3 separate regions of the Mus musculus genome follow, and regions 1 and 2 are each linked to region 3. The links are chromatin loops, found by intact Hi-C in ENCODE. Cell type or tissue: heart. All regions are shown on one strand.

Region 1 (8,000 bases), 63 kb after region 3:
AGAAGAGGATGCTGCTGTTCCATTGAGGCCTCTGCACAAAACACACCTTTCCTGATCAGGGACACTTATTCACAGCACAGAAATACAATTGTTTTTAAGTAAAGATGCTGTAAATGCTGTTCAAATAGCTTGGAGGACTAAGTTCTTTATGCAGATCTGTATATCACTTCCCCAACATGAAACCTTCTAAGCTACAACTTAGTAAATGAAGATAGAATCCAGACCACTATAAAAATTTAAGATGATTTTTTTCTTCTTTAAAGAGGGAAATCTCTTTAAAGTGTCTGATTCACTTGTACATATTAGGGGAGACCAGGAAAGAAGTGATGTAGAAAACTTACCAAAGAGCGAGTTTTCCCTATTTTACCATAGGCCTGTACCAGTCAAAAAGATGTTTTCTGTTACTACCAACAGAGGACTTTCAGATGGATTGATGAATCTTGCTGGTACCAGTTTCACTACCAAAAGGTTGTCAAAGGAGCAAAGCCACCAGGAATGGTGATAGGCAGTCATCTATGCTAGTAAAGTACACTGAATAAGACTCTAGACACTACAACTGCTGCTTTGCATAGACAAAGTAACAGCTCCTCTTCTGGTCCGTCTGTCCGCCTGTCCTTCCTTCCTTCCTTCCTTCCTTCTTATTCACGATAGGGTTGTTCAGTGCAGCTGGCTGTCCTAGAACTTGCACTGTAGACCAGAGTGGCCTCCAACTCTGATATCTGCCTGCAGCCACATATTACATTTTTTCTTTTCCTTTTTTTTTTTTTGAGGCAAGGTCCTGAATGACCCTGAACTTATAATTCTTTTGCCCGAGTCTCCTGAGTTCTAGCATTACAAGTTTGATCACAACATCCAGTGCTGGCTGTTTTGAATTTTAAGTAATGCTTCAATTGTGCTAGCTCACAAGGAAAGTGATGGTGCTATTTAATGAAGGGATAGACCAAGACACCCATGCCGACCTTGCCCATCCCCAAAAAGAAAGAAGGCCAAAGCCACTTGCGGGTTCCATCTTCATTACCCTACATTTCCACAAGCTATAGATGTTAATGTAGACACCTTTCGAAACTCAATCTGTTGCAAAAACCTAGAGAGACAAACACAGAACCCATTCAGAGCTTAACTGCTGGCTCTATGTATGTTATCCTACATTTGAGAATTCTGTGAGATAAGAACGAGAAAGCCTGTTTGTTTTTTAAAGAAAGAGAGAAATAAGGCACAGAATTTGATGGGTGGGATGATCTGGGAGGAGATGAAGGAGGGGAAACCATGATCAGAATATACTGTGTGAAAAATATTAAAAAAAAGAAACAGAGAAAGGTGTAGATTGAAAGCATTCCTAATTTTTATCATTCCATTTACTTTCTGTAGAAGATGACAGAAACAATCTAAGCTATAAGTCTGTTTAAGTGCCAGGCTGCTTTTAATACCACTTCTTGAGAGGCAGTGGCAGGAGTATTTTTCTGAGTTCTAGGCCAGCCTGGTATACATAATGAGCCCAGGACACATAAAGAGACCCTGACTCAAAAAACCAAAGCAGTTAAAGCAGTTAACACTAACAACATTGCAGAGGCAAACACAGAGAAATGCTTTCTTGTCTGTTAGGAGGCTGCCTCTATGTAGAGTTTTACAGACTTTGCAAAAGGTTTGAGTTTACCAAGACCTATGAAAATGCACAAGAGGTGAAGGTTTCCAGTCTTCCTCATCCAGTCAGCATCCATAGTTGAGAACTACATAGTCAGCGGGGAGTGGTGGCGCACACCTTTAATCCCAGCACTTGGGAGGCAGAGGCAGGAGAATTTCTGAGTTCAAGGCCAGCCTGGTCTACAAAGTGAGTTCCAGGACAGCCAGGGCTATACAGAGAAACCCTGTCTCAAACCAAAAAAAAAAAAAAAAAAAAAAAATCTACATAGTCATGGCTGGAGAGATGGCTCAGCGTTTAAGAACACTGGCTGCTCTCCCAGAAGACCTGGGTTCAATTCCCAGCAACCACATGGTGGCTCACAACTGTCTGTGATTCCTGCTCCAGAGGACCTGACACCCTCATACATTCATACAAAACACCAATGTGCATAAAATAAAAATAAGAAAGAACTACAGAGCCTGCTCAAGTATATTACTTCAGAACAATCAATCAGACAACAGACCAGGTAGATCCTCCTAGCCATATTCTGGTCTATTTTATACACCTCCACAGAAACAGCCAACACCCATTCTTTCTTATACCACAAACAATCCTTGTTAGCAGCTTTAAGTTGGGATTGTAAAATAGTGGGATAAAACTCAAGAGCTACAGGCTCATCCTCCAAGATAAATATCTTTCTGTGAAAAAAAAAGCAGAGCTGAGAGACAGGAAGCCCAGGCTGAGCCAGAAGAGCTGACCTACCTTTTCAATCATCTATACCAACTCCTCAAAACTCCCACTTTTAACAAAACTTAGTAAAACAAGCATATCACAAGGTCTCTAAAGCTGTTGAAGATTTTTCAGAATGGTTTTCTACTCTAAAGCTTTTAATGGATATCCATTCTTGAAGTCATTAATATTTTATCATGAAAACTAAGGTAACAATCTCTTCTGCCTTGATCAGTTTTCCCTTTTACTGGTATTTAAATGATATTATTATTGATAATGATAATAACAATGGCTTTCATTTATTAAGAACTTGAGGGCAGAACATTTCTATTACAAATCTTTTTCTGAGACAGGGTCTTACTTTGTAGTCCAGGCTGCCCTTCAACTCATGGCAATCTTCCTGAATTGGTCTCCCAAGTGCTAGATTAGAGGCATGAACCACCATACCCAGTTCACATACAATCCATTGGCCAAGAACAGGGCTTCGTTCCCACCTTTCTCAGTGGTGCCGGTCCCGTTCTCTATCCCGGTGTCTCTCATGTTCCCGGTTCCTCTCTTGGAAATAATCATCATGCCGGTCTTCGTTATGAAGCAAGTCTCGGTGCCTCCTGCTACTCTCCCGGGACCGGCTGGGTGACCTCTCCCTGGACCGATGTCTTTTCCTGTCAGAAACATCCTTCAGCCTCAACCCCAATGGCCTACAACACATTCTTTCCACATGAGGTTTTGTATCTCTCAATGCTTGCCTAAAATATTCTCTATCATAGGGGCACTGTCAGAAGATCATAGCTTCTTTTGGGGGGAAGTGACTGACGGATTTGTCAAGACCTTACTAATGTATTGAACAGAGTCTTTAGAATTTTCCAACTATTATGATTTCACCTTACAATAGGTCTGTAGGCAAGTACTAGGACTTTTCCTCGTAAGTTCTTGGAAAGTTGCTAACCTCCACACGTAAGATGGCCACACAGATGGTTAGCAACAGAACTGAGATTCAAACTTAAGCCCACTGGCTAAAATCCCCATGTGTCCACCTAGACCTAGCCTCCCCATGGTGCTCAAGACTGAACCTAGGGCCTCATGTGCTAGGCAAGAAGTCTGATCACTGAGCTATGTCCCCAGCCCTTGAGGACTATGTTCTTTTTTAGACTCTTTCTCCTAAATGAGGCCACTGCTTCTACTGAACACAGGTTCTAGACATTAACAAAATTAATGAAAATGTCTCATTTATCTTAAAGATATGACTGTAAGGGGCTGAAGAGATGGGTCATCAGTTAAAGGCACTGACTGCTCTTTTGAGAGGTCCCGAGTTCAATTTCCAGCAATCACATGGTGGCTCACAATCACCTGTAATGGGATCTGGTGCCCTCTTCTGGTGTGTCTGAAAATAGCGACAGTGTACTCATATACATAAAATAAATAAATAGTTCTAAAAAAAAAAAAAAGTGAATATGAGGCGCCCTCTTTAATCCAAATCCCTTATCAGATACCCTGGGTTTCCTTCTTTTCCCAACCAAACTTCAGGAGAGTGTTGCTCCAGGTCAATCAACTCACCTAGAAGAGCTCCCACTGGCACCCACACTGTATGACTTGGCCTCTATGCCATGAAGACAGTCCTTAAGAGAGGAGATGAGGACCCGGCAACGCTCATCATTGGCGACTCGGGACTGTTTGATAACTGCAATGGCTGTGAGTAGTGTCTCAATGGCGTCACTGTAATCCCCTGATAAGGTGGAGGGAAAGGCCAAGGATGAGCAGAGGCAGTAACCAAGCTGGACCAAAAGGAGAATGCAGGGGGAGATAAATTATCAATGACTAGCTGTTCTAAAGAGCCATAGTAAAATGGGCAAAGAAGACATAGCAGGTATAAAACTGAGTAACAGCTATAGTCTCGTTTGAAAGCTGACATATACTTGTGGCCCTATAATTAGTACATACTTGTCCAAGGGCTACTTGAAAATAAGGATTAAAATAAACTGTCCTGGAGCTTGAAAGATAGCTCAGCTGTTAAAAATCACTTGTTGCTTTTGTAAAGGACCTGGGTTTGATTTCCAGCACCTATATGGATCACAACCACTCATAACTCTAGTTTCAGGAAACCAAATGGGCCCCTTGAATCCCAAGAATGTATACGGTATATATACATATACACATATGCAAAACACACACATATGTCTAAAAAATAAACTATCCCTATATTTAAGCTAACAATTCTAAAAAATTTCTGGTCACAGAACTATGTATGTTTAACCATGTTTTAATAATGTTGCTTATTGTTTTATCTTTCCTAGGGCTTTTGCTAGACTACATAAGTTAAGAAACAATGGCTCCATAGATTACTAGTAGTTAAAACTCATGAGAAACCTGTAAGCAAAAAAAGTCACCTATTAAAAGTATTTAGCATAATGCAGTAGGTCTTAACAAATAACATAAGTTAATAAGATAGGTGTTCAAAATAGAGAAAGCAAAAAAATAAATACTGCTTTTTTTCTTTTTTTTCCTATGTGGTATTGGGTGTTGAACTTAAGAGCTTTGAGCATACTAGGTAACTGATCCATCACCAATCTATACATATCCAGCCTTGCAGTTCATTTTCCTAAAAAAACAACCAAAATTATATATATGTTGTGATATGTGTATTCATCCCCCAAACTGGAGGAATACCCACCATTCAGAAGGTAGTCTTGGTAGTCCTCACAGAAAATTTTCATTTTTTTTCTTAAACACAGTATTGAGTCTACAATTATTTTTTTCAAGGCAGGATCTCACCTGCTTCTGCCTCCTGAGAGCTGGGATTAAAGGCGTTTGAAAATATGTCTGAAATCTACATATTTCAAATTTATAATCATACATATATGTTAGCTCATACACCTCTATTATATTTATATACTATAATATATACTATAATACCTCTATTATATGTATATATAATATACACACTCTATTATATACAGCTTTCAATGACAGGGCAACACACTGAGAAATTTGCTGTTGCGTAGTTTCATCATTGTTAAAACACTACAGAGTGTACTTACATAAACTCAGGTTTTACTAGATGTTATACAACATACACAAACACACACACTGTATATACATACATACATACTCCCCTCCTATGGGGCCATTGTGGTATACAAACTGTCTAAAATATCATCTCTTTCTCATACCTATACTTGTACATTTAAAAAAAATCATCAGGCTGCCTTCAATAACTAGACCTTTCATTTCCCAAATGTGCACCTGACTCAACAAATCCACAGATGTCCGCTGAAAATCAAAACTGGGCGGCTTCCTTTATGCAAAGTAGGAAGAACAGAATGGACAGAGACTATGAAGGAAGCGTGGCGCTGTGAAGGACCAGGACACTGGCAATAGCAGCTCCATACAGGCAAGGAAGTTCTGTTTTAGAGGCACAGAGAATAAATATTATAGTTTCTACGACTGGAATAAGAAAAAGAGAGGGAGATAAAAAGATTTACTTATCTGCCATCTCAGGGTGATGGGACTGACATTGAAAAAGGAACAAAGATGATTTCCTCTGAACTCTTCTGTGTATTGTATAACAATGTACATGTATTATATAACTTAAGAGGTCAAGTTATGTTGTTCTGGTGAGGGAAAAACTGACAAGAACACATACTTTGTTTTTAAACTACTGTGTAGAATCAAATTAAAACCAAAGGTCAGAAATGATGGGAAACCGCTTAACAGTCAATTTGAACTTACTTCTTTGAGTACTAATAGTCTATATTACATTTAGATCCATGTGGGCAACTCCCGGGGAGAAAGTGAGTGACTTGGACCAGAACTCCAAACCTTTCTATTCTAGTATGCCAGGCCATTGCTCTACCCACGGAGTATCTGTCTATAAACTTCCTATTCTACAGTCTCTTCTTTTATGTCCAGGGCTCGCAGAATCCTAGTTGCTGATTCTACATATACTGCTGAGAGCAGGGCAAGTTAGCTGAAAGGGTAATATGCCTTATGATGACAAGAGACTTGCCTTCAGAGGACAGCCTATCCACAGGCTACCAGCTCTGCCCAGACTTCTTAGTGTAACAGAGCACCATCTAGTTGAGATACCACTTCTAAAACCCCAGGGCTTTTAATTCTACTTGGAGTTGGAGCTGCTGCATAAACATAAAGTCTAAAGATCACTTCTGAGATCAAGATCTCTCTGAGACAGCAATTATATTCTATAATAAATACAAACAGGAAATAGTATCTATTTCTCACAGTCAAGGCACTGAGTTGTTTTCTACAAAGTAGGTCTTGACATTTGACTGGAGTTAGTTACACACTGCTCTTGAAGTGCACATCTTCTGACCTCTAACAGAACTCTAACTCAGCTTTTCAAAGGTTTCCAGATGGAAATGACAAAGGGGAAAAACTTAAGACAAAGTCAGTAAAGTAAGAGTTTATTACCTGCACTAGCTCCAGACACTGCTTTGGAAATGGCACTGCTGGAAATTGCTCTGTTTCGCTTCATTATCTCTTCAAATTCAGCTTCACTCACTGTAGAAGGTGGAGGGCCTGAATCTCGGCTGCAGAGAGACAATTACACAGCTGACTGCTTGCAACCTTTATTATTTTCACCACATTCTATAGAAGTATTAACTTCTCTAGGTATGTCTTAAATGTTCATTCTTTTCTTCAAGGACAGGATTTATATCATATGTGTTCCTAATTTTGGTTTAACTCAACAGTAGTAATCATTGTAGCATTTGCAGCAGCCATTTATGGCACAGAGTTTAAACAAGCTGCTTAAAGGAAGCTATGAAGGATATGTTTTGGATCAAGTAATAAGATGAAAACAGAAAACACTAAATAAAAAACAATGACAAGAGTTGGGGGAAATAACTTAGCTTGTAAAGTGCTTGCCATGCAAGATTGAGGACCTGAGTTCAAATGTCCAGAACCCACATAAAAATAACAGTCATGGTAGAGGATGCTTATAATCCCAGTGCTGGAGACAAGTGGATCCCTGGGGCTTATCGGCTAGCTAGTTTAATCTACTTGGGTGAGCTTTAGGCCAGTGAAAGACTGTCTCAAGCAAGGTGGACAGCGTGTTTGACAGTGACACCAAAGTTGTCCTTTGGCTTCCACATGTAAGTGCAAAACAAACCTCTAGCAGACAATAATCTATGCCCCAGGACTCAACATCACAGTGAGAATATAGAGGAAAACTACCAGCACTCAGTGCTCATTCACGGAAAACAAATGTCTAAAACACTCTGTTTTTTGTTTGTTTCTCCTTCTTTTTTAAAAATTATTACTATTTTGCCTTGCAAATATGTCTGTGTGAGGGTGCCGGGTCCCCTGGAACTAGGAGTTACAGACAGTTGTGAGTTAACAACTGGGTGCTGGAAATTGAACCCCTGTCTTCTGGAAGAGCAGTCACTGCTCTTAACCACTGAGCCACCTCTTGCCCCTTTATTTTTTCAAGACAGGGTTTCTCTGTGTAGCTCTGGCTGTCCTGGAACTCACTCTGTAGACCAGGCTATCCTCAAACTCAAGAGATTTGCCCACTCTGCCTCTCCAGTACTGGAACTAAAAGTACAAACCACCACCACCTTCTGACAGAACACGGTCTACCTGGTGTGGTAGCACATGCCAGAACTTTAATACCAATTATTCAGGAAGCAGAGGC
Region 2 (8,000 bases), 76 kb after region 3:
CCTGCTGAAAACATCCTTTAAAATTTTCTTTAAGATGGGGGCAGGAGAGATAGCTCAGTGGTTAAGGACACTGGCTACTCTTCCAGAGGACCTGGGTTTGATTGCAGGCACCACTGGCAGCTTACAAGTAACTGTAACTCCAGTCCCAGGTGATCTGATGCCCTCTTCTGGCCTCTGAAGGCAATGCACATACACGATGTATAGACATACAAACAAACAAAACACCCATAACACATAAAATTAAAAATACAGGGGTAGGTAGAGATTTTGCCTAGCAAAAGTCAAGCCCTAGATTTTGCTTTTAGCAAAGCCAAAATAATCACTGCCATTATCTAGAGGTGTTTTTTTTAAGTATGTGAAAGGAATACATGAAGATTCTGCATGCAAATACCTATTCAAAAGGGTATTGTCTAGTATATAAACATGCTAGGCAAAGTCTCTCAGTCTCTCTCTCTCTCTCTTTTTTTTTTTTTTTTTGGTTTGAGACAGGGTTTCTCTGTATAGCCCTGGCTGTCCTGGAACTCACTCTGTAGACCAGGCTGGCCTTGAACTCAGAAATCTGCCTACCTCTGCTGCCTCCTGAGTGCTGGGATTAAAGACATGCGCCACCACCGCCTGCTGGCAAGGTCTCTCTTTACCACTGAGTCAAACTTTTGATTTTTTTAAATTTTGAGATAGGGTCTGGCTAAGTTTGCAAGTTATCAAAACTGGTCTTGAACTTGTGATAACTTTTGCCTCAGTTTCCCTAGTAGCTGGGGTACAAAATTGTACCATCAGGCCCATTAACATATTTTTCTTTTTAAATAGACTTAAGCACCTGAAGATTTTGTTTCAGAGGAAGAGCCAGAGACCAATCTCCTAAGGATATTAAGGACAACTAGACTTTATATCTCTCACCAAGGCTTTTTAAAGGGGAAAAAAACAAAAGATTTTCAAATGAAACTTAAAGGTAATAAGGAAATGATAGTATTTTATATACTCAAAGTTGGCAAACTAAGATTCCTTTTATGTAGTATCTGCGATTCAAAGATGTATCTAAGTTTTATAAGGCAAAAGTCATCACTGAGATCTGGCTAGCTAAAAAAAAAAAAAATAAAATAAAAAGGTCAGTGAACCAGTATGAAGACTTCAACTTGGGGAGCAAACACATCAGTGGGAACCTTTTCATACTGTTAGCTTAAAGGCAATCAACGGGCTCTCTGAAAAACTGAAAGAACAAAAAAGGATCAATCCTATAGGACCTTGTTTGTGTAGATTACCACTTCAGAAAGAAAACCCAATGAGTTCCAAGTTTCAATGGTCTATTCAAGCCATGGAACCTAAAAAAGCTAGCAGTAGCTGTATATGGTGGCATATGGCTTCAATGCCAGTACTTAGGAGGCAAAGGCAGGTAGATCTGAGTTTGAGGCCAGCCTACTCTACAGTGAGTTCCAAGATAACCAGGGCTAGAGAGAAAGAAACCTTGTCTTAGCCAACTGGACTGTAAAAAAGATTAAATAAAACAACAACAACAACAACAACAAACCCAAAAACCCTAAACAAACAAAAACGGACCTATCCCACAAACAAAGCAAAAATCAAATACACACCCATATTTTATAGGTGGCAATGCTAAAATTTTTGTTAAGTTTAAATTGAAAATATGTATTCAATATTGAATTAAATATTTCAGTAAGAATTTTGTTGTCAAGGATACATACAAAAAGCTACTATGTTATATCATGAAACTTCCTAGTAGCAAGTTTGATTTTGCCCTCCAGTATGTTCAATTTTCCTACCTTATAGCTCCTTCTCAGTATCTGACCCAATGAAGTAACTAACTTGGATATAGTTTTCTCAGTAGAACCATCTTGATTGTTGATTACTTTTTTTTTAAAGATTTATTTATTATATGTAAATACACTGTAGCTGTCTTCAGACACTCCAGAAGAGCGAGTCAGATCTCGTTACGGATGGTTGTGAGCCACCATGTGGTTGCTGGGATTTGAACTCTGGACCTTCAGAAGAGCAGTCGGGTGCTCTAACCCACTGAGCCATCTCACCAGCTCTTGATTACCTTTTCTTTGATTTTTAGAAGGCCACATCAACTCTGGGCCTCATGCATCTCCACAGTTCTCAGTATCTCTCCCCCCACCCCCCAACCTTTGCCCACTATTCTGCACTGTTACAGTACATTGTTGTTGTGTGTGTTTCTGACAGTTTGACATTGTAGCCAAGCTGGCCTCCAATTTGTAGCAATCCTGGCCCAGTCTCCAAAAGCACTGGGATTCCGGATGCATGTCATCATACCTAGCTACTATCACTTTTACTTCTAACCACTCCAAATGGCACCTACTGTCCAGCACAGGGACTCAGTCTCTCCCAACACCTCACTAGCTCTGGCAGTAGTAATCCTAGAGGAGTTCAAATCCTTCCTGATAGAGAAGCAGGCATACTTATAAAGCCTATCTTAGCATGAGAAGGAACAGACAGAGAACTCAGGAGAGCAGCAGTTCTCAGTCCCCCTTGCCTAACTGAGCAGCACGAATCTGTAACAGCAATGAAGTTACCCTGCACAAGGTTTTTGCAGTACATGCTGCCAGAGTTCAGAAGCAAACAGAACAGGGCTCCACATAGTAAATGTGCTCATTTTCCTTAGGGACCACAGTGCTCTTGAGGGAGTTGTATGCTGGGCTACCTTGGGACAAATCAGTAACTGTCTTCTAAGACATTCAAAAACCCAATTCATACAGGCTGACTTCCATCTAAGCCAACTTTTAACAACTCTACCCAGACTTTTTAAACAATTTAGCAACTTCCAGATTGCACTAAAACCAGCTTTGCCAAAAATGAACTTATGGGGATGAGGTCTCCTTTCTCAACTTTTAGAACGTAAAACATTCAAAGTTGATACTTGCTTCAGTTTTCCCCATATCAACATTGCCTGCTTGGTATAAATGTCCACATACTAATTTTGGCTTTAGATCAGAAAGTCCTTTTTTAAAAAAGTTAATTAATAAACAAATTACTGAGGGTAATAATGTGTACCTTGACAAAGCCGTGTCCACTGGACAAGAACTGTGTCTTGTCTATGACCCCTAAGTTATAAACCATTTATTCCTTTTTTGTTTTTAGATCAAATATGGCCCGTGGTCAACAACTGTCTATTCTCTGAAGTGAATTAGTTACAGTACTAGTCAATGACATAGATTCAGAATTGGGGCTATCTTTCAGTAATACAGAACTAAGAGAGTCTTGTTAAACAAAAAGCCATAAACTTCAAACGACAAAAGTATGACTCAAATAAACACATAAAACTCAGGAAAGCAAGACTGCAGAGAGGGCTCAGTAGCTAAGAACACTTTGTCCAGAGGACCTGAGTCTGGTTACTAGAATCTATATCAGGTGGTTCACAACCACCTGTAACACCAGCTCCATTGGACCCATACCACTAGGCTCTTTGGGCACCTACAAACCAGGCACACACACAAAATTTAAAATACAATAATGGGACATATGAGCCTCTTTTGTTGCCTGTCAAAGTCAGGCTACCACCTAGGCATTCTAGCCCATTCTTTCCAGGTCCTTCTGTGTACCCACTGGAACACACCAATGACAAGAACCAGCTAGCTCAACAATAACAGTACTAAAAAGAACCCAGGTAAGATAAAAATTTTAAATAGAAACTTTCTGTTGAGTTTTGACCTCAAGATTGAAGAACTCAACCTCACAGATTACTATCTTACGGGATACTTAAATGTTAAAACACACATTCAAACTAGGATGACTGAGTCCTTGACTTGCCTTTAAACTAGTTTATTCAATGGTTTTTACCTTTCTTCCTTCCATCCATACGAATGGATGCCCAGAGACTTCTCAAAAAGGACAGTCAAGCTATTTAAAAAGACTGAAACACTTGGAGTGGCACTGGAATTCCACCTTTAAAGCAGTTGGTATACTGTGGCTTTTAAAGTAATTTCATGGTACACCATTGGGAGGGGACCAAGCAGGGGGAGGGACCAACATGCTCGAGCCACAAGTTGAGAGAACAGCAAAGTAACAAGCATCGAAATTATCTCCGCAGTACTACAACAAATGTAATTTTCATTTTTAATTATGGTTAGTCATTCAACTTTGAAATGACTTGGGGAAAGAATTCCACAGGCTGATTCACCATACTATTACACTTGGGTTTTTATTTGCTCTTAAAGCAAGCCCTTTAAAATTGAAGCCTGGAGGTTCAAATTAACCTAAAGAGGAATGGTCAGTCGTCTTCAAAGCCACCGCTAGGGGGAAACGCTTCGATATTACAGGGAATTATTTTGAGCTGAGAGAGAAACCACTGCCAGTAGATTGATGGAAGAAACCCCAAAACTGCTGCTAATTCCTCTCACCTGATTGAACTCTTCATCAGCGTATATATCAATCAAATCCACTCCTTCTGACATGGCTCCGGAAATACGCTCTCGAGCCCGGAGAACCGACAAAGTAAGAAAGATGCCACTACGGTATTCAGAAAAGGGTAAAAAATTTTAAGGCACAAGGGTCCCAGGCTGGGAGGAGGGCAAGGGTCAACAAGCTCTAGTCTCCCAAGACGCAGCATCCCGGCGGCCGGGAGCCTGGCCCCACCCGCTCTGCCCCGCCCCCAGCCTCGCGCCGCCCCCAGCTCTCCCAGGCCGCTCGGGCTCGCGGAGCTCGCTGCCCATCACCCGCGGGCCCGACCCGAGGTGCTCCGAGTCGGCGCCCGTAGTTGCCTATGGCGCCACCGCCAAGTCCGGGCCTCGACTCCTGAGAGGGCCCTCAGGCCGCGCTGTGAACCACCGCGGCGAACGCCGCAAGCTCAGCCCGTCGCACCTGCTAGGCCCAGGGGGCGTCCCAAGCCGGAGCCCCCGCGGGCCCGGAAGCTCCCGCCGCCTCCACACCAACGGGGCCCTGTCCTCGCCCTAGGCTAGGCCTGCCCTGCTCCCTCCCACAGCTCCAGGACCTCAGCCCCTCCCTCAGAGGCCCGCGCTTCCCTCCACCCGCTGTCTTCCGCCGCCGCCACCCCAACCGACCCCCTCCCTTCCGCGGCGCCGGCCCCCGCCCTCCTTCCGGCCCCGCCGGCCCCGGGCCGCGCGCCCCCGTTACCGGGAATATGGCGGCGGCCGCGGAGAGTCCCGACTAGGCCCGAAGCGCGCGAACCGCTCTCCGCCCCAGGTCCCGCCCCCCCCCCACCGGCGGCGTCACACGCACCGCTACTTCCGCCATACGCTCGGTTGCGCCTTCCGGCTTGGGGTCCACCTCCGCTGAAGTCCTCAGATCGACCGCCCGGAATTCCCGGAAGTGGCCCGGTTGCCAGCTTACTGTGCTATAAGAGAGAGATGGCGGTGGTCACCTTGATCCCGACGCTGGCGCGGGTGAGAGAGCCGGGTTCGGGGCGGGCTGCAGCTAAGACTGTTTCGTCCTCCTCTGTGCCGTGGAGACTGTAGGGAGAGTTCACCTACCCCACAGACCAGGGAATGGTCCCCTCAAGGCGAGGCGCAGGCTGGAGCCGATCATGCAGGGAATTTTCCATTCTTTCCTGAGCCCACGGTGTGCTCGAGTGAGAATACTGGGTAATATGTGGTTAGGTGGCCAGTCACCGTGTGAGACTCAACGCATACCAGGAACAGTTACCGAACCTCCCCCGAAAGCCTCCTAGCTTTTCTTGAGCTTCTTCCCCCGTCTCCCTTTTAAAAGCCGGTTTTAATTTGTTACTCAGGCTGGCCTCAAATTCGTAATTCTCCTGTCTCATCTTGGTTTTAAATGTTTGAGAATTTTCCGTTTTTATTCCAGTAGTGTTGAAAGCTAGTTGGTATGGTTTATCTTAAACTTATCAAGACATGTTTTTTGACAACTTGTGATCTCCTGGGCATAATTATCTGTACATTTGAGAGGAATGTATGATCTCTTGTGTGGAATGCCTGTATATCTCAGTTAAATATTCTTAAATTAGTATTGTTCTGGTTGTCTAGTATTGATTCCGACATCTATATATTCTATTCCTTATTAAAATGTGGCATTAAAATCTGTTGTGTTCCCCCACCAGTTCTGTCAAGTGTCTCTTCCATATATTTGAGTGCTCTATTAGATCCACATATATTTATGATTATTATACTTTACTGCTAACTCCTTAATACTATGTAATATTCTTTATATCACATATGACAATTTTGTTGTTTGTGCTAAGCACCAAACCCAGAGCCTTGCCTGCTAGGCAATCGCATTTTCTTTTCTTATTCTTTTTTTTAGACTAAAAAAGTATGTACATGTGTTTATCTGCCTTTGTGAGTTTATGCATACTATGTGTGTAGGTGCCCATGAAGGCCAGAGGAGGGTGTTTTAAGTGTGTCGGTGTTTCTGCAATGCTGTAGTTTTGTTAACACTCTTTTAAGTTGTTCAGTGTTCCCTCCTCCTTCCTTGCTACCCTGTTTTTTAGGTACTAAAACTCCTCAGCTTCATAGTAGTTCTGATCTAGCCTCTCAAGTGCGTGGATTACAGTCATGAGGCACCATGACCAGCTGGTTGCTCTGCTCTCTTATTCTCAGTGGCTACTGGACTTCTTAGAGTATGCTGGTTAGTGTTGCAAGTTGTTCAAAACAGAAACCAACCAGTCCCTTCGGCAATGCCAACCCCCATGTTCTAGAACATTAACCATACATTCAACTCTTCCTCGAGCCTCGGGGAAGAGGCTTGTAAACAATACTAGATTTTATCTTGCTTTATCTTCTATGGCCTTCTGCACCAAAACTAAGCAGCTCTCTTGGTCTCTATGGTCCCTCAGCATCTGGAATGGGCTGTGTCCTGTTGTTGCTCTGAGACAAGAGAGACAAAAGCCAGCTCCACAGGCAGCCTCTGAGAAGCAGGAGTTTCAGGTGGATGCCCCCACCCGCACCCCCAACCCCTGCTCTGTATCTCCAGGGAAAAGCTGGGGGTTGTGGGTTATCTTTTCATTCTGCAGTAAGGCAGGATGGGGACCATGGCAAGTGAATGCTGCTGGTACAAACCATCACTTTTGCTTGCCACAGCTACAGAAAGGTGTCCTTACCTGTAGCACTTAGACTCAGCCAAAGCAGAAGCTGTTTGGATGATGTTCCAGCAGTCTTACCTTTCCCTCTTGGATAGAAGCCTGTTGCTGGGACATTCTCCCCATCATCTTGTGTGTTGAGGATTTGGGGAAAGACAGGGCTGTGGCATGTGCAGTCCACAGCCTTTCCTATTGGCTTCAGTGCAGCTGGTTTTGCAGTCATCTGGGGAGCAGGAGCTTGTTTTCCAAACTAATCACAGAGGGAATGGATCTGTGAATTGTTGAGTCAGTATCTCCGTATGCTTGTGCTTTCTAAAGCACTTATTGTTGCTAAAGTTACAGATACTTATACTCTCTGTACTCGAACTTGACACAAGCTGGAGTTATCACAGAGAAAGGAGCCTCCCTTGAGGAAATGCCTCCTTGAGATCCAGCTGTAAGACATATTCTCAATTAGTGATCGAAAGTGGGAGAGCCCATTGTGGGTGGTGCCATCCCTGGGCTAGTAGTCTTGGGTTCTATAAGAAAGCAAGCTAAGCAAGCCAGGGTAAGGAAGTCAGTAAAGAACATCCCTCCATGGCCTCCCTGGCTGTCCTGGAACTCACTCTGTAGACCAGGCTGGCCTCGAACTCAGAAATCCACCTGCCTCTGCCTCACAAGCGCTGGGATTAAAGGTGTGCGCCACCACGCCCAGCGGTCATGATGTTTTTTTGACTAGACCTGCTGACCAACAAGCCTCTGGGATCCACCTGTGCTGGGGTTACTTATGCATGATGTCATTCCCAGCCATGGGTTTTATGTGGTTCTGGGGACCTGAACCCAGGTCTTCACGCTTGCACAGCGAGCACTTTATCTACTTAGTCATTACTCAGTTCTTTTCATTGTATCTTAGAGTTTATAACCTTCTTACATTTGGAGTTTGAAGCTGTTTTTTGCTACTTTGGAGCTGCTGCTGCTTCTCCTCCTCTTCCTCCTC
Region 3 (8,000 bases):
GAGAGCCTCTAACTTTGGAAGCTGGAGGATAGGCCTTTCAGGTACCTCTAAATAAATCTACCTAAGGACCTCGCCTCCTCACCAAATGAAGCACCTCAATGTCTTGCTTCACACACTCAACAAAGCTATAGTCTTAATCAGACTTTTAAAAATGTACTGTCGACTGGGCAACAACAGCCTGGCCTTCAACAAACTATGACCACGAAAATTCTTCGGATGGTTGTTGGGTTTTCCTTTCTAAATTACAACAGCAGACTGTAATTGACGCTAATGGAGAAAGCCTGTGTTTCCTTGAGTTCCCATCCAGAAAGATAAAGCGAAGAAAATTTCCCAGAGCCTTCAGTGTTGTCCTTTTATCTCCCAAGCAATCTACCAACACCACCCAGCCCTCTGTAGCTCTCTCTGAACAAGAAACTTTTGTTCTGAAATGATTAGCATTTACGTAAATACACGAATTTAAGTAGCTGAAAATATGAGTTCAAGATGAATGTTCTTTGGTTTGGGATGTAACTGCCGATAAAGAGCCACGCACACAAACAAGGCAAAGCTCGCACACTGACGGGCCAACCAAACCTTGTTCTCCAGCAGCGCCCTGGAGTAAACAACAGCCCCAGGCAAAAGGGTGGGTCTGGAGAGGGCCGGGGGGGGGGGGGTGCAGACATTGCTCAAATTCCTCAACCTCCTGGACATCCACCGGAAAATTATGAACTCAAAACTTGCCCCATTATCATCTCCCCTTTCCCCTGACCACATGGGGCAAGTTTGAAGACTCAATCAACCACGCACACAACTCACACTTCGCTCTCCGTCCCATCAGGCCTGGACCAATCCTCAATAACAAGTGACCTCCTATGAGCAAAAAAGGACCCAGAATAGCTGCTTCCGCTGCCCAAAAGGCGCGTGGTGGGAACAGCTCCTTTGAGATCGCGAGCTAAGGGGGACGTTCCGCGACTGCCAGCGCCTTCCATTCCCGGAGCCCAAGTTTTTGCTCCCGCCGCCCCTGGGGCCGCTGGCCTCCCTAGGCCTGGGATCCCTCCCTTGCCCGGGTCTCCGGCCGGGGCAATCTCACCGGTCACACAGCCGTTCACTGCAGTAGGCTTCTGCGCCGTTACGACGTAGTTGTACGACATATTGAGGCCTTGGGTTGGCCCGTGGGGCGCCTAGAGCGACGATAGAGAGACGGGCGCGAGCGAAGAGACTGAGAACCCCCACCCTCACGCAGCCAACTCCGTGGCTGCTGCCTCCGCCCCTGAGACACGTTGCAGGCCAGAGAGGCCAGGCGCAGAGGATCACGGGACGGCCTCACCTGGCCTCTTGGAGGACTTACGGAGCCCGAGGCGGCCAACCAAGCGAGGCCCCGCCCCCTGAGGTCCCGCCTTCTCCTAACCGCCAGAGGTCGCAGTACCCGGATGAGAGCGAGAGTACCGGTACGCAGGCAGAACTGGCCTCCTCTTTGGTCTGCTACGCCCTAAGTGGCCGCCTGCTGGCTTCCCAGCCCAGATCCGCGCCCCTTCCTCAGATTCTGCCTCCTTCCTTCCTCCATAGCTCCAGGCGTCCTCGGGGTTTTCCCTCTTTTAAAACAGGAAGGGCTGCGGAGGACTAGACTGGGGATAAGAGGTGACCATCTGTGCACATCCCAGAGTAGAATCGTGCTTTCCTTTGCTTAATTCTTCGAGCTCCTCCTGATCCCTCGAATGCCCTCAACTGACTTTAGAACAATCATCCCAGCCTCACACATCACCTGGGGGTGTGTTTGCTCACCTCTTTTAATTTCTCCAGAAACGAAAGGACTCTCCACTAAATTACTTGATAGCACTATTAGTGCCTCTACTGCGATACAAATTCTAAGCTCAAATACAACGCAGGAATTTCACAGGAAGAGCCTAAACACCCAGGTGACTAGTGCAATCAGCCCCGCAGATGCAGGTCCCAGGCTTCATCAGACAGCCTCCATGTCCCCAACCCCAAAGGAGGAGCAGCAGAAGCCTAGTCCTGAAGCATCTCCAGAATGCCGGAGGAGGAGAGCTAACTCCCTATTTTACAAATGAGGCAGAGATCAGTGTAGCTAGGTTTGAACCAGGTGGAACTGAAGATGATTTGTACCTCCCCAGCTGGCACTCGACTTGACTCTGGGAAACTGGTTGACTAAGGGGAAACATTAGGCTTTGTAGCAAGACTAGACATGGGCTCAAGTCCTAACTCTCAGCAACACAATCTTAGACAACTCACTAGAGCTTTCAGTCTGTGTTCCAGAAGTAAAATAGGATCACAGAGCTGACTCACTACTAGTGTGGCCAGCCAGAAAGGTAAAGGTCTTTGTACATTTTCTCCTTCCCAGCTTTAAGCTGGACATGATTCCAAACACTGCCTTCTGGCTAAGTGGGGGTGTGAACTTTGGTCAGTCCCCACGCTCCTCTCCATTCCTAGCCCACGAACTAGAGTTTGGACTTGGATCAAAGTCTGAGGCAGCTCCCTAATTCTTAAGGCACAGGCACGGGAGGCATGACATTGCCAATCGGCTGCCCATACCTTCAGCAACTCAAGTCCTTTCCACTCCTGCAGGTGCTGCTGTCTCTACTTCAGACCTGGTAGCAGTCAGGACCGTCCACCCGGCGGCATCTCAGAGCAGAAGTGTGAGCTCAGCTTGTTTCAGAACTTTCCCACCATGGTGAGTCCTGTGGGAGCCACAATAGAGGGACGACCATGGGGAACCCCACTCTGGACACCCGGACTCTCTCTAGTCCCCATCTGAGACGATGCTGCCTCTTGGGGTTCAGAAGACAAGAATTTCATTTTGTATCTCCAGCTTAATCCCCGTTCCCTTTCCTGTGGGCGGGGCACTGGGCCAAGCCAGGTCTGAGGTTAACCTGAGGCACCCTGAAACCCCTATGGCTAGGATCTCAGGCACGCATTTAGATCAGAACAACAAGTTACTTGCTGTGTGATAAGTCACTTTGCTAGTCAAGGAGGGAACCTGGAGGAATGATCGGGCCCTTGTTCCTCAGCCTGGGCATGTGTGGGCTGCTCCCAGAGCAGGGAACTGCAATGTGGGAGGCTCTCAGTGTCCCCGGGGTTTGCTTTAAAACTGATCTTGAACAGATCTGGGCTCGATTTCAGCCTCGTGCCCATCACTGTGTTACTACTATGCCAAAGGCTTCACTTCTCCGGGTCTCTCCTCTCGCCAACCTCATCTGCAGTATGGCAGACTAAGACCTGCTAGCACATGGCCTGGCCGCACAGTGTTGATCAGACTAGAATCCTAGTGGCCTAGTCTGTACCTCCCCTTTCTTGCCTTTCCTTTCCCTTGTGTTACTGGGAAACAGGCATGGCTCTGGTGCAGGAATGATTGGGAATCTCTTGGAGGGAGACTCAGTGATCCCTCTTTCCCCACCCTGTGCCTGTGACTTCAGCCACTTGGGAAAACAGCATGTGGCTGGGATGAACCTGGAGGGTCTAGGCACTGGCTGGCTGTGTGACTTTGTGCACAGTCATTTGTTGTGCTTCAGTTTTCTGCTGTTTGTACTAATCTTACCTCCAAAGGGTTATTGGGGAAATTAAATTAGACATATTCATACTTAGAAATGGGTCTGGCTCTTAGTGCGTAAGAAATGGAGCTCATTTTATTCTGCTTGTTGTCTGTTGACCTAGGCCACTCTCGTCATCCTTAAGTAGGTGTTATGGCCTTGGCCCTTGTTAAATGAAGGAAAGCCTGGCAGGAAGACATCAGCGCTTCATTTTGCATAAAGGCTCAGAAAAAAGAGGCAGGAAGTGTGTTTTGCGGAGACCTGGGTCAGGCTGCGATCACTAGGTGGCGCCAGCAGTCTCTTCTGGATCCACTTTGAGGCTCGCTCTTCCTGCCTCCTGAGGACAAAGGCTGCTGGCTACATCCCATCCCGGAACAGTTATTTAGCTAGCTCCAGCTTTTCAAAGCCTGTTCACAAAAGGGGCTATGGCACCTTTTTAGCGAGCTTTTCCCGTAACACTGGTATAAGCTCTGTAAATCACTGTTCCCAGAGGAAGAACTGAGCCCAGAACAGAGGTTTGCTCCCTGAGTTCAGGCGTGGTGTCCTGCTGACACTAGAGCCTGGGCACACGGCGACTCTGGTCTCTCTTACTGCACACGCTGTACAGACTCAGCTGGACCCAGAGGTATTCTCCAGGGTTTAGGTCAGCCTTTGCACGCCCTCTCTCCTAAGGAGGCCCATAGCTCACCGTGTAACTGCCCTGGCAGAATGCAGACATTCTAAAGAGACATTTCACCCCTTCCCATTAGCTATCAGACTGCTGAAATAATGCCTGCAACAAAGTGGAATTTTCCCAAGAATCTCAAGCTGGGGGAGGTAAAGACAGAGAGACAGAGGCCCTGACACTCACGAGGAGAAGCAGCCAGGAAGAGATTTCACATGTTTCTGACAGTGTTTCAGCTGCCTGCAAGAAGGGGATGAGTCAGTCAACCACACCTTGGCCCTAACTGACTAGGCTTTTTTTTTTTTCAGTGTTTTATTTTTTATATTTGTTTGTTTGTTTTGTTTTGTTTCTGCCTCCTGAGTTCTGGAATTAAAAGCACACACCACCACAACCTGGCTTGTTTCAGGGTTTTTTTTGTTTTGTTTTTTTTTTTGCTTGTTTGTTTTTTTGTTTTTTTCAAGACAGTGTTTCTCTGTATAGCCCTGGCTGTCTTAGAACTCACTTTGTAGACAAGGCTGGCCTCGAACTCAGAAATCCACCTGCCTCTGCCTCCCGAGTGCTGGGATTAAAGGTGTGCGCCACCACGCCTGGCTTGTTTCAGTTTTTATGTTCAGTTTGAGACACATGGGTCTCCTGTAGCTCAGGTTGGCCTCCAACTTTCTGTGTAGCTGATGCTAACCTTGAACTCCGGAGTCCTCCCCCACCCCCGCCCCCCAAGCCTCCATCTCCTAAGGCCTGTGCTACCACACCCAGCTAGAACTACTAGGTTATACATACCTCTCTGTTTAAACCTAAACCTCGTATCCGTGCCCTGAAGATGGCTTTGGACATGAGAGAGTATCCCTGGACCTCTTTATTTGTTCCTCTTCCCAATGAGAACATATTAATGAATTGATAAATAATGAACAATCTGATAAATTATTATAAAACATAAATTATAAGTAAATTGATAAATCTCCTTTGTCTGCTCCTTACTGTTGTCTCTTTAACTGGCCTGTTGAGGACATGGCTCTGAGGATAGTTATTAGGCTCTGGAGCTGAGGCTTTGACCCTGACGATTCCTGTGAACGATTCTTCCTGTGGCTTGTGAGGCCCCTGTCTACCTCTTCCTGTAGGCCATATTGCTTGCAACACTATGTCACTCTGATGCTTCCAGGAGCCACTATTCTATTCTGTATCCCATACCTTGGCTTATGCTTCCTTCTGCTCCGAATACCCCCCACCCCCTTCCCAATGCCTACATGTCTCTTTCTTGTTCTTCATAGAGACTTCCCCTTTAGGAGACTGAGGCCCTTTTCTTCTGTGCTTCCACACACATGTATGTCCCTCTTGCATAGCATAGCACGTAAGAATGATATCTGTGTTCCCATGAAGGGCCTAGCACTGGGCCCTGCTACCCTGCATGAACGGTCTAGCTCTAGCCCAGGAAAACCAGTTGTGGTACCAACTGGGTTGGTGTGGGGCCTGCCCAGACTCTACCCATCATAGGAGTCTCAATCTAAAACCTACCTCCTCTAACAGAAACTGACAGGGCCCCAATTTCATTTTTTTTTTCTAGTGAACTCCCCCATTTGCTTTACATTGAAGCTGTTTTGCAGGATACATAGAAATCATGGTGATACATAGAAATCATGGTGTAAAGGTCTATTAGTTAAATAAATACTGAATAAAACATTGAAAGTTGAGAAGTCACAGACACCTGCACCTGGTAATGACATAACTCAAGGTACCACTGTATCCTTAGAATTCCTAGGTGGCTTCTGTAGTTCCTTTCCCCTGGCATGAAACCCCTGGGGAGATTTGGCACTGTAATGTTGCTGGGCAGGCAGGATGGGGGTACCTGCTGACCACACTCTGAACCTCTTGTTTCTTGCTCTTCCTCCACAGAGTTCCAAGAAGATGGTGAATTCTGTGGAAGGGTGTGCTGATGATGCCCTTGCTGGGTTAGTAGCCTCTAACCCTGACTTGCAGCTCCTGCAAGGGCACCGTGTGGCCCTACGTTCTGACCTGGACACCCTCAAGGGCCGGGTAGCACTTCTGTCAGGTGGAGGCTCAGGCCATGAGCCTGCCCATGCCGGTGAGTATCTTGTGTTCATTGTAAGGGGTGCTGGCCAGAGCAGAGTAGGGATCCTGGGAGGTCCTCAGTGCTAGTGTGAGGTACCAGACAATCAGTGCAGGGGCCAGAGTTAGCAATGGGCCCAGTCTCCATCCTCCCACAGCCCCCAGCCACTCCACGCCCAGTCACAGCCTGTCTCTGCACCTGGATTCTTACAGCTCTAGAAATGCAGGGTTGAGCCAGTTAACCCCTGAGGCTGTCACAGCCTCAGGTGTGAGACTTGGTGATTTCAAACGTCTTCCTGGCCTGTTTTTCCAGTCCAGCTGACCCAACACCTCCATGAAACTTTCTTGACTCTACAAGCACAAATTAGGACCCCTCTTCTGCAATCCTATCATGCCTTTTCCCGCAGCTGACCCATCTTAGCTGGTTTCCTGTTTGATGCAAAGATGTGATCCTCCGTTAGGAGCTCCTAAAGCAGGCCTCAGACTTTATGTCAGTTCACTTCTCCTGTCCACCGGCAATATTCTGTTTATTCATTCATCAGCTCCTAGTGAGCCCACGATATTCTGATATACTTGGCCCTGTACAGGGCACACATGTGAATCAGGCAAGATCCTCCCCTGTAGAAAACTTTTATGCCCCACTCTGGGAAGACAGATGTGAATAAGAGCAGTTCAGAGAGCCTTATGGGTTATAACAAACACTAGAATAAACATGGAGGGGCAGGAGCGATGACTCAGCACTTAAAAGTACTTGTTCTTGCAGAGGACCTGGGTTCAGTTCCCAGTACCTACATAGCAGCTCACAACCATCTGTAACTCCAGTTTCAGGGAACCACTGCCTCCTCTGACCTCCACAGACATGAGGCACACATGTGGTGCCCTGGTGCACATATATACACACTTGCAAAACACTCAAATAAAACAAATCTTTTTTCAAAAGCTTTATGTAAAAGAAGAATAGGAGGAAGAACAGAAAATGGTGAGAGTAGACAGAGTTCTTCAGGGTAGGAGGTCAGGGGAAGATCTTTCAAGATGACTCCTGTGTAGGGGTTAGCCATAGCACAAGCACAAAGTAGGGCTTACCTAAACATGGATCTCAGGTATGTGGGAAGCCCCCAGGGATAACAGACCTAGATTCTACCCGGCATCCTTATTTCTCTTTCTCCAGGTTTTATCGGGAAAGGGATGCTAACAGGTGTCATCGCAGGATCTGTGTTTGCCTCTCCTCCTGTGGGCAGCATCCTGGCAGCCATTAGAGCTGTGGCCCAGGCAGGCACAGGTCAGGCTTGCATGTAGGAGAGAATGCTGTGGGTGGGCTCTGTTGGGGGTGGGGAAGGGCAAGGCTCAATGACACCATGCTACTGTTCCTACAGTGGGCACCCTCCTCATTGTGAAGAACTACACTGGGGATCGGCTCAACTTTGGACTTGCCATGGAGCAGGCCAAGGCCGAGGGCATCTCTGTGGAGATGGTGATAGTTGAGGATGACAGTGCCTTCACCGTCCTCAAGAAGGCAGGCCGGCGTGGCCTGTGTGGCACAGTACTTATCCACAAGGTTAGCCTCCCCATCCTGGGACACTGAGTCACCAGCCATTTCTTTTCCCTGATCACAAAGTCTCTACCATTACTACAGCAATTAGCCCTAGAATTCAGGCATCCACTTAACCAGTTCTCTTCCCTCCCCTCCATGTGGGGATATGTAGTCACTTGCCCCTTCCTAGCGCTTCCTCCAGTGCAGGACAGGTCCTCAT

Evidence for each region. Peaks named below come from ENCODE experiments on the same cell type or tissue, not always from the same donor. Only the 100,000 strongest peaks of a DNase experiment are listed, where the experiment ranks them.
Region 1: it touches region 3 in a loop (2.1-fold over the local background); 25 of 42 quality-filtered maps call a loop at or near these places.
Region 2: a loop joins it to region 3, with 7 times the contacts of the local background. A loop is called at or near these places in 10 of 42 quality-filtered maps.

Annotation. Positions count from the first base shown.
Region 1 is chr19:10,535,693-10,543,692 of GRCm38, reverse strand. Cpsf7 (cleavage and polyadenylation specific factor 7) reads right to left here. Exons shown (of 10, transcript NM_172302.3): 7 at 6,776-6,894; 8 at 3,905-4,073; 9 at 2,845-3,012. The coding sequence ends at 2,850. It also overlaps a transcript of Tmem216 not described here. Among named protein-coding and RNA genes, the nearest start is that of Cpsf7, 14 kb to the right of the region's middle. In heart, a CTCF peak has its summit at 3,741 (motif pointing left); no DNase peak of the experiment used is centred here.
Region 2 is chr19:10,522,434-10,530,433 of GRCm38, reverse strand. Sdhaf2 (succinate dehydrogenase complex assembly factor 2) reads left to right here and starts at 5,225. Exons shown (of 4, transcript NM_025333.4): 1 at 5,225-5,375. The coding sequence starts at 5,340. It overlaps Cpsf7 (cleavage and polyadenylation specific factor 7), which reads right to left and starts at 5,190. Exons shown (of 10, transcript NM_172302.3): 1 at 5,107-5,190; 2 at 4,374-4,482. The coding sequence starts at 4,427. In heart, CTCF peaks have their summits at 167 (motif pointing left) and 4,278; DNase peaks (open chromatin) are centred at 4,673 and 5,213; H3K4me3 peaks cover 2,878 bases; H3K27ac peaks cover 1,700 bases.
Region 3 is chr19:10,598,836-10,606,835 of GRCm38, reverse strand. It overlaps Tkfc (triokinase, FMN cyclase), which reads left to right and starts at 2,578. Exons shown (of 17, transcript NM_145496.1): 1 at 2,578-2,668; 2 at 6,076-6,265; 3 at 7,418-7,528; 4 at 7,623-7,804. The coding sequence starts at 2,666. Ddb1 (damage specific DNA binding protein 1) reads right to left here and starts at 1,239. Exons shown (of 27, transcript NM_015735.2): 1 at 1,070-1,239. The coding sequence starts at 1,130. In heart, CTCF peaks have their summits at 1,392 (motif pointing right) and 3,805 (motif pointing right); DNase peaks (open chromatin) are centred at 1,345, 3,085, 3,825 and 4,375; H3K4me3 peaks cover 2,978 bases; H3K27ac peaks cover 4,909 bases.